Regions from separate parts of the Homo sapiens genome. Here region 1 is linked to region 2. A link is an interaction called in ENCODE POLR2A ChIA-PET data of the cell type or tissue named here. Cell type or tissue: endothelial cell of umbilical vein. All regions are shown on one strand. Links, peaks and the distances in the headings refer to the core of each region. The heading gives the core; the rest is flanking DNA. Region 1 has its middle 42 kb from the start of RAP1B. Region 2 has its middle 20 kb from the start of MDM1.

Evidence for each region. Peaks named below come from ENCODE experiments on the same cell type or tissue, not always from the same donor. Only the 100,000 strongest peaks of a DNase experiment are listed, where the experiment ranks them.
Region 1: POLR2A ChIA-PET joins it to region 2 with 9 read pairs; 5 of 35 experiments call an interaction of 5 or more read pairs at or near these places.

The regions. Positions count from the first base shown.
Region 1 is chr12:68,567,449-68,570,368 of GRCh38, reverse strand. No RefSeq gene overlaps it. Among named protein-coding and RNA genes, the nearest start is that of RAP1B, 42 kb to the left of the region's middle. In endothelial cell of umbilical vein, for the core only: no CTCF peak of the experiment used is centred there; no DNase peak of the experiment used is centred there.
Region 2 is chr12:68,350,814-68,353,733 of GRCh38, reverse strand. No RefSeq gene overlaps it. Among named protein-coding and RNA genes, the nearest start is that of MDM1, 20 kb to the right of the region's middle. In endothelial cell of umbilical vein, for the core only: no CTCF peak of the experiment used is centred there; a DNase peak (open chromatin) is centred at 1,423.

The DNA of each region.
Region 1 (2,920 bases), core at 92-2,591, 220 kb before region 2:
TCAGCCTGCCGAGTAGCTGTTACAGGCATGAGCCAACATGCCCAGCTAATTTTGTTTTTTTAGTAGAGATGGGATTTCTCCATGGTGATCAGGCTGGTCTGGAACTCCCGACCCCAGGTGATCCGCCCGCCTCAGCCTCCCAAAGTGCTGGGATTACAGGCGTAAGCCACCACTCCTGGCCTTTTTTTTTGTTTGTTTTTTTGAGACAGAATCTCGATCTGTGGCTCAGGCTAGAGTGCAGTGGCGCAGTATCCATTCACTGCAACCTCCGCCTCCCAGGTTCAAGTGGTTCTCCTGCCTCAGCCTCCTGAATACCTGGGATTACAGGTGCCCACCACCACGTCTGGCTAATTTTTGTTTTTTTAGTAGAGATGGGATTTCGCCATGTTGGCCAGGCTGGTCTCAAACTTCTGACCTCAGGTGATCCGCCTGCTTCGGCCTTTCAAAGTGCTGAGATTATAGGCATGAGCTACCAGGCCTGGCCTAGACTGACATTTCTAAAGACTGCTTGGGTGGGGCTTACGTAGAAGGGAGCAGAGAAAGCAAGACTGGAGGGCATTGGGGGTAGTGAGCAGATCCCTCTTTCTGAAATCTGTTTTGTTTTTCCCTAGGAAAATGGTTCTCAAACTTTTTGGTCTCAGGATTGTTTAAACTCTTAAAAATAATTCAGGCCCCAAAGAGCTTGTGTTTATATAGATTATATATATCAATGTTTATCATTCTCAAAATGAAAACTGAGAAATAGAAAACTATTTGTTAAAAAATAACAATGTTAGGGTTGGGCACTGTGGTTCATGCCTGTAATTCTGGCACTTTGGGAGGCTTGCATGAGCCCAGGAGTTTGAGACTTGGCAGCATAGAGACCCTATCTCTACAAAAAATAGAAAAGATAGCTCGGCACAGTGGCACATATCTGTAGTTTTAGCCACCTGGGAGGCTGAGGTGGGAGGATCCCTTGAACCTAGGAGTTTAAGGTTGTAGTGAGCTATGATGAAGCCACAGCACCCTAGCCTGAGTAGTAGAGCATGACTGTCTCAAAAACAAACAAGCAAACCCAACAACATTAAATCTGTTACATGTGAATGTAAAGATTAGTTGCAATACAACTTCATGGTCTTTTTCTGGATTTGATTGGGTTTCAGTTGGTATTACATACCTGCCTCCTTTGTGGAAACAGCATTATGAAATGGATATTAAAGTGCTCTTGAGTTGGGATGTGGTCAGTAAGAAAATCACCATGTTTATTTTTGCACAGGTGTTTCCCTTTTTATGGAGTTGGGCCAAAGTACTCCTGTACTGTAGTTTCTAGTGGCTTGAAGTAGGTTGGGTAGGGTAGGCCTTGGGCGGGGTGAATCTTGCCAGTAAACTAAATCCCAGGTAGGTGGGAAGTGGGGCGGTAATCTAGAAGGGTGAGGAGGATGGTCCCTACCCCTTGCATATCTGGAAAGGCTTTTAGATAGCACTGTCCTGAAGATCAAGGCACTCATGATTGTCAAGAACAAGGCTGTAGAATTATTTTCATGAGATTTTTCCCAATTATGGCTGAATGTAGCTGTGAAGAGGCAGAATCAAGAATTCCATGAGGAATTGATTGAGATTGTGGGAGTCACATTTGGGAAAGCTTCTTGGAGAGTCATGAGTTATAAAGTGAGTGTGTGTTCTGAAAGAGTATCATTAGAGGAATCTCACAATCGTATGTTTTATCCTGTGAATTCTTAGAAATGCAGAAATAGGCGGGGCGCGGTGGCTCACGCCTGTAATCCCAGCACTTCGGGAGGCCGAGGCAGGTGGATCACGAGGTCAGGAGATCCAGACCATCCTGGCTAACACGGTGAAATCCCGTCTCTACTAAGAATAGAAAAAATTAGCCGGGTGTGGTGGCAGGCGCCTGTAGTCCCAGCTACTCGGGAGGATGAGGCAGAAGAATGGCGTGAACCCGGGAGACGGAGGTTGCAGTGAGCCGAGATCGCGCCTCTGCACTCCAGCCCGGGCGACAGAGCGAGACTCCGTCTCAAAAAAAAAAAAAAAAAAAAAAAAGAAAAAGAAAAAAGAAAGAAAAAGAAAGAAATGCGGAAATCATTTCTTGAATGTGAAGAGGCTTCAGTATTTCACAGCTCAATTGTTAGAATTTACTTTAGCAAGTTAGATTTATCCATTGCACACTTCTACTTGAAATTAAAGGCCTCTCGGCTGGGTGTGGTGGCTCACGCGTGTAATCCCAGCACTTTGGGAGGCCAAGGCGGGCAGATCACGAGGTCAGGAGATCGAGACCATCCTGGCTGACACGGTGAAACCCCATCTCTACTAAAAAAATACAAAAAAATTACCCAGGCGTGGTGGTGGGCGCCTGTAGTCCCAGCTACTCGGGAGGCTGAGGCAGGAGAATTGCATGAACCTGGGAGGCAGAGCTTGCAGTGGGCCGAGATTGCACCACTGCACTCCAGCCTGGGCAACAGAGCGAGACTGTCTCAAAAAAAAAAGAAAAAAGAAAAAAGAAAAAAAAAGAAATTAAAGGCCTCTCACGTGAAGCACAGGATAATTTGGTTTCGACAAACAGTGTTTCTGAGTTATCACAGGGAGGGCCCAGGTTTTGTTGACTGTGAAAATCTTTTGATATTTCAGAAGGCTTCTTATCATAATCCTTTCCTTGTTTTTTTTTTTTTTTTGTTTTGTTTTTTTAATGTTGCTCAGGTTGGTCCTACCTTTCTTTGTACTTGTGGTCACAAGATGACTAAAATATGTTTTGCCCCCACCTTTCTTTAGTTTAATACACTATCTTACTCAAAGTTAGTTGTTTTTTTGTTTTGTTTTGTTTTGTTTTAGGGGGACGGAGTTTCACTCTTTCGCCCAGGCAGGGGTGAAATGGCACAATCTCGGCTCACTGCAACCTCCGCCCCCCAGGTTCAAGCAATTCTCCTGC
Region 2 (2,920 bases), core at 152-2,651:
TGTGAACCAGCGCGCCCGGCCGGCAAGTGTCTTCTTTAAGAATATGGAGATATTGACTTATCATCATTAGTCTCTAGGATTTCTGTGGGGGCTACTTTTCTGTCTTTGATTCCACAACCAGGTCAGTCTTCCTGGTTGACTATATAGCTGCTTGACTATAAAGCGGTTGAAAAAATTCCCTGTGATTACTTGATTATGCTCAGATTTGTTAGATTCTATTTCAGTAGAATATGTTGATATGAATTTGCCAACATGTTGATAGGTATAACTTGTAAAGAGGGCTGTCTGGTTCAATATTGGCTTAAAGCAGGGAAGAGGGTTTCTTTACTGCAGGGCTTCCTTGCACCTTTAATATGTTAATATGCATTGGTGATCTCTTAAAGGGGGAATAAATATTTCATCAATTCTAAGTAGCACTTCCCTCTGTACTTTATTATCTCTGAGGTAGGATGCTTCTTACAGTCAGTGGTATCTTATAGCAGTTGTTGGTCAGGCAGCAGTTTTGCCATGGTTGTCATTGCCTGGGTACATGCGATGTTGGCCATAGCTATTTTTGTTGTCACATCAGCTGAGTTAGGTATATTCCTAGCACAGCATAGAATGATGTTTCATTGCTCTTTAAAGTATCTTCATAAAGATCACACCATGAATTGGTATTGACATGAAAAGTTACTGTATATGTCAAAAGGTATGGAAACAGAGCAGTCGGGTATATACAAGATCTTAGAGCAGCAGAAGCTCATCATTGTAGGTTAACTACATGTCTTAGTCTATTTGAGCTGCTATAGCAAAATGCCACAAACCGAGTAGCTTACAAGCAACAGAAATTTATTTCTCGAAGTTCTGGAGGCTAGAACATCCAGGGTGAAGGCTCTGGCAGATTCAGAGTCTGGTAAGGGGATACACTTTCTGGTTCATGGATGGTGCTTTCTCACCATGTCTTCTCATGGTGGAAGCGTCAATGAGATTCTCTCAGGCCTTTTTGCTGTTGTTGTTAAAGTGAAAACAAGTTTATTAGGAAAGTAAAGAAACAAAAGAATGGCTATTCTATAGGCAGAGTAGCCACATGGGCTGCTTATAGTTATTTCTCGATTATATGCTAAACAAAGGGTGGGTTATCACGAGTTTCCTAGGAAAAGGGTAGGCAATTCCCTGAACTGAGGGTTCCTGTTCCTCCCCTTTTTAGGCCATACAGGTTAACTTCCTGACATTGCCATGGCATTTGTAAACTGTCATGGCACTGGCGGAGTGTCTTTCAGCTTGCTAATGCATTATAATTAGCATATAATGAGCAGTGAGGATGACTAGAGGTCACTTCCATCCCCATCTTGGTTTCAGTGGGTTTTGGCCAGCTTCTTTTCCTCAACCTGTTTAATCAGCAGGGTCTTTGTGACCTGTATCTTGTGCCAAACTCCTATCTCATCCTGTGACTAAGAATGTCTAATCTCCTGGGAATGGAGCCAAGTCGGTCTCATCCTTATTTTACCCAGCTCCTATTCAAGATGGAGTTGCTCTGGTTCAAATGCCTCTGACATGTTTTCCCCTCCCTTTTTACAAGGGGACCCTTAATCCTAACGGTTACAGAGGGATGAAGAGTCACCCTCTGTAACTTCTTCAGGCTGAATAGGGGCTGAATATTCCTGTCTCAGGCATTTTTTAATGTGCACTAATCCCACTCATAAAGGCTCTGTCCTCAGGACCTAATCACTTCCCAAAGGCCCCACCTCCTGTTACCATCACCTTGGGGGTTAGGATTTCAATGTATGAATTTTAGGAGGACAAACATCTAGCCCACAGCACTACAGTTCCTTATCTTCTTGCAAAGCAATAACCAAATGCTTGATAGAACTTAAGAAAGGAAGATACCCAGTAGCTAGGGCTATATTTGTTACCGAGGTAGGCGCACAAGGAGTGGCTACCACTCACCAAGGGAGCAACACAACTGAAACCAGGAAAATCGCCAAATCCCTGGGGAAAGCATTGTGTCCTAATTTAATTGGCATTGCTTTTTCTTTCCTAGTGGTATGTAATCAATAACTTTGTAGATTTGATGACATATGTTAGTGTGAAGCGTTTTCAATCTTATTTGACCACAGGCTCTTGTTTCCCTAGAAACATCTCTTGGAACTACTGTTCTGTAGAATTGAATAATGATAATATTTAATACTTACAATTAGCCAGTCAGTATTTACATTTTTCACCTATATTAACTAAATTAATTCTCACTACCATCTCATGAAATAGGCACTATTGGCCGGGCGCAGTGGCTCAAGCCTGTAATCCCAGCACTTTGGGGGACTGAGGTGGGTGGATCACCTGAGGTCGGGAGTTCGAGACCAGCCTGACCAACATGGAGAAACCCCGTCTCTACTAAAAATACAAAAAAAAATTAGCCAGGCATGGTGGCGCATGCCTGTAATCTCAGCTACTCGGGAGGCTGAGGCAGGAGAATTGCTTGAACCTGGGAGGCAGAGGTTGTGGTGAGCCGAGATCGTGCCGTTGCACTCCAGCCTGGGCAACAAGACGGAGTGAAACTCCATCTCAAAAGACAAAAACAGAAACAAATACAAACAAAAAGAAATAGGCACTATTATTTTCCCCATGTTGCAGATGAGGAAACTGAGGCACATGGACATTAAGTAACTTGCCTAAACTCACACAGCTAGTGTAGTAGAGCAAGGATTCAAACCCAGGCAGATTGTGTGTTCTTTAGCAGTAGGGCCCATAGTTTGGAAAACGCTATTCTAGCCACAGACTAGGGAGGAGAATGCTGCAAATCCGACTCATAGCTAAAAAATGAATAAGTGGCACAACCACCACTGCTTCTTAAAATAGCAGGAATCTACAGGGAAATATAAAGATTTCTTTGCTCTTTGTTTATATTGTGAATGTGTTGTTACCTTTTGTATATGCCTTGTTC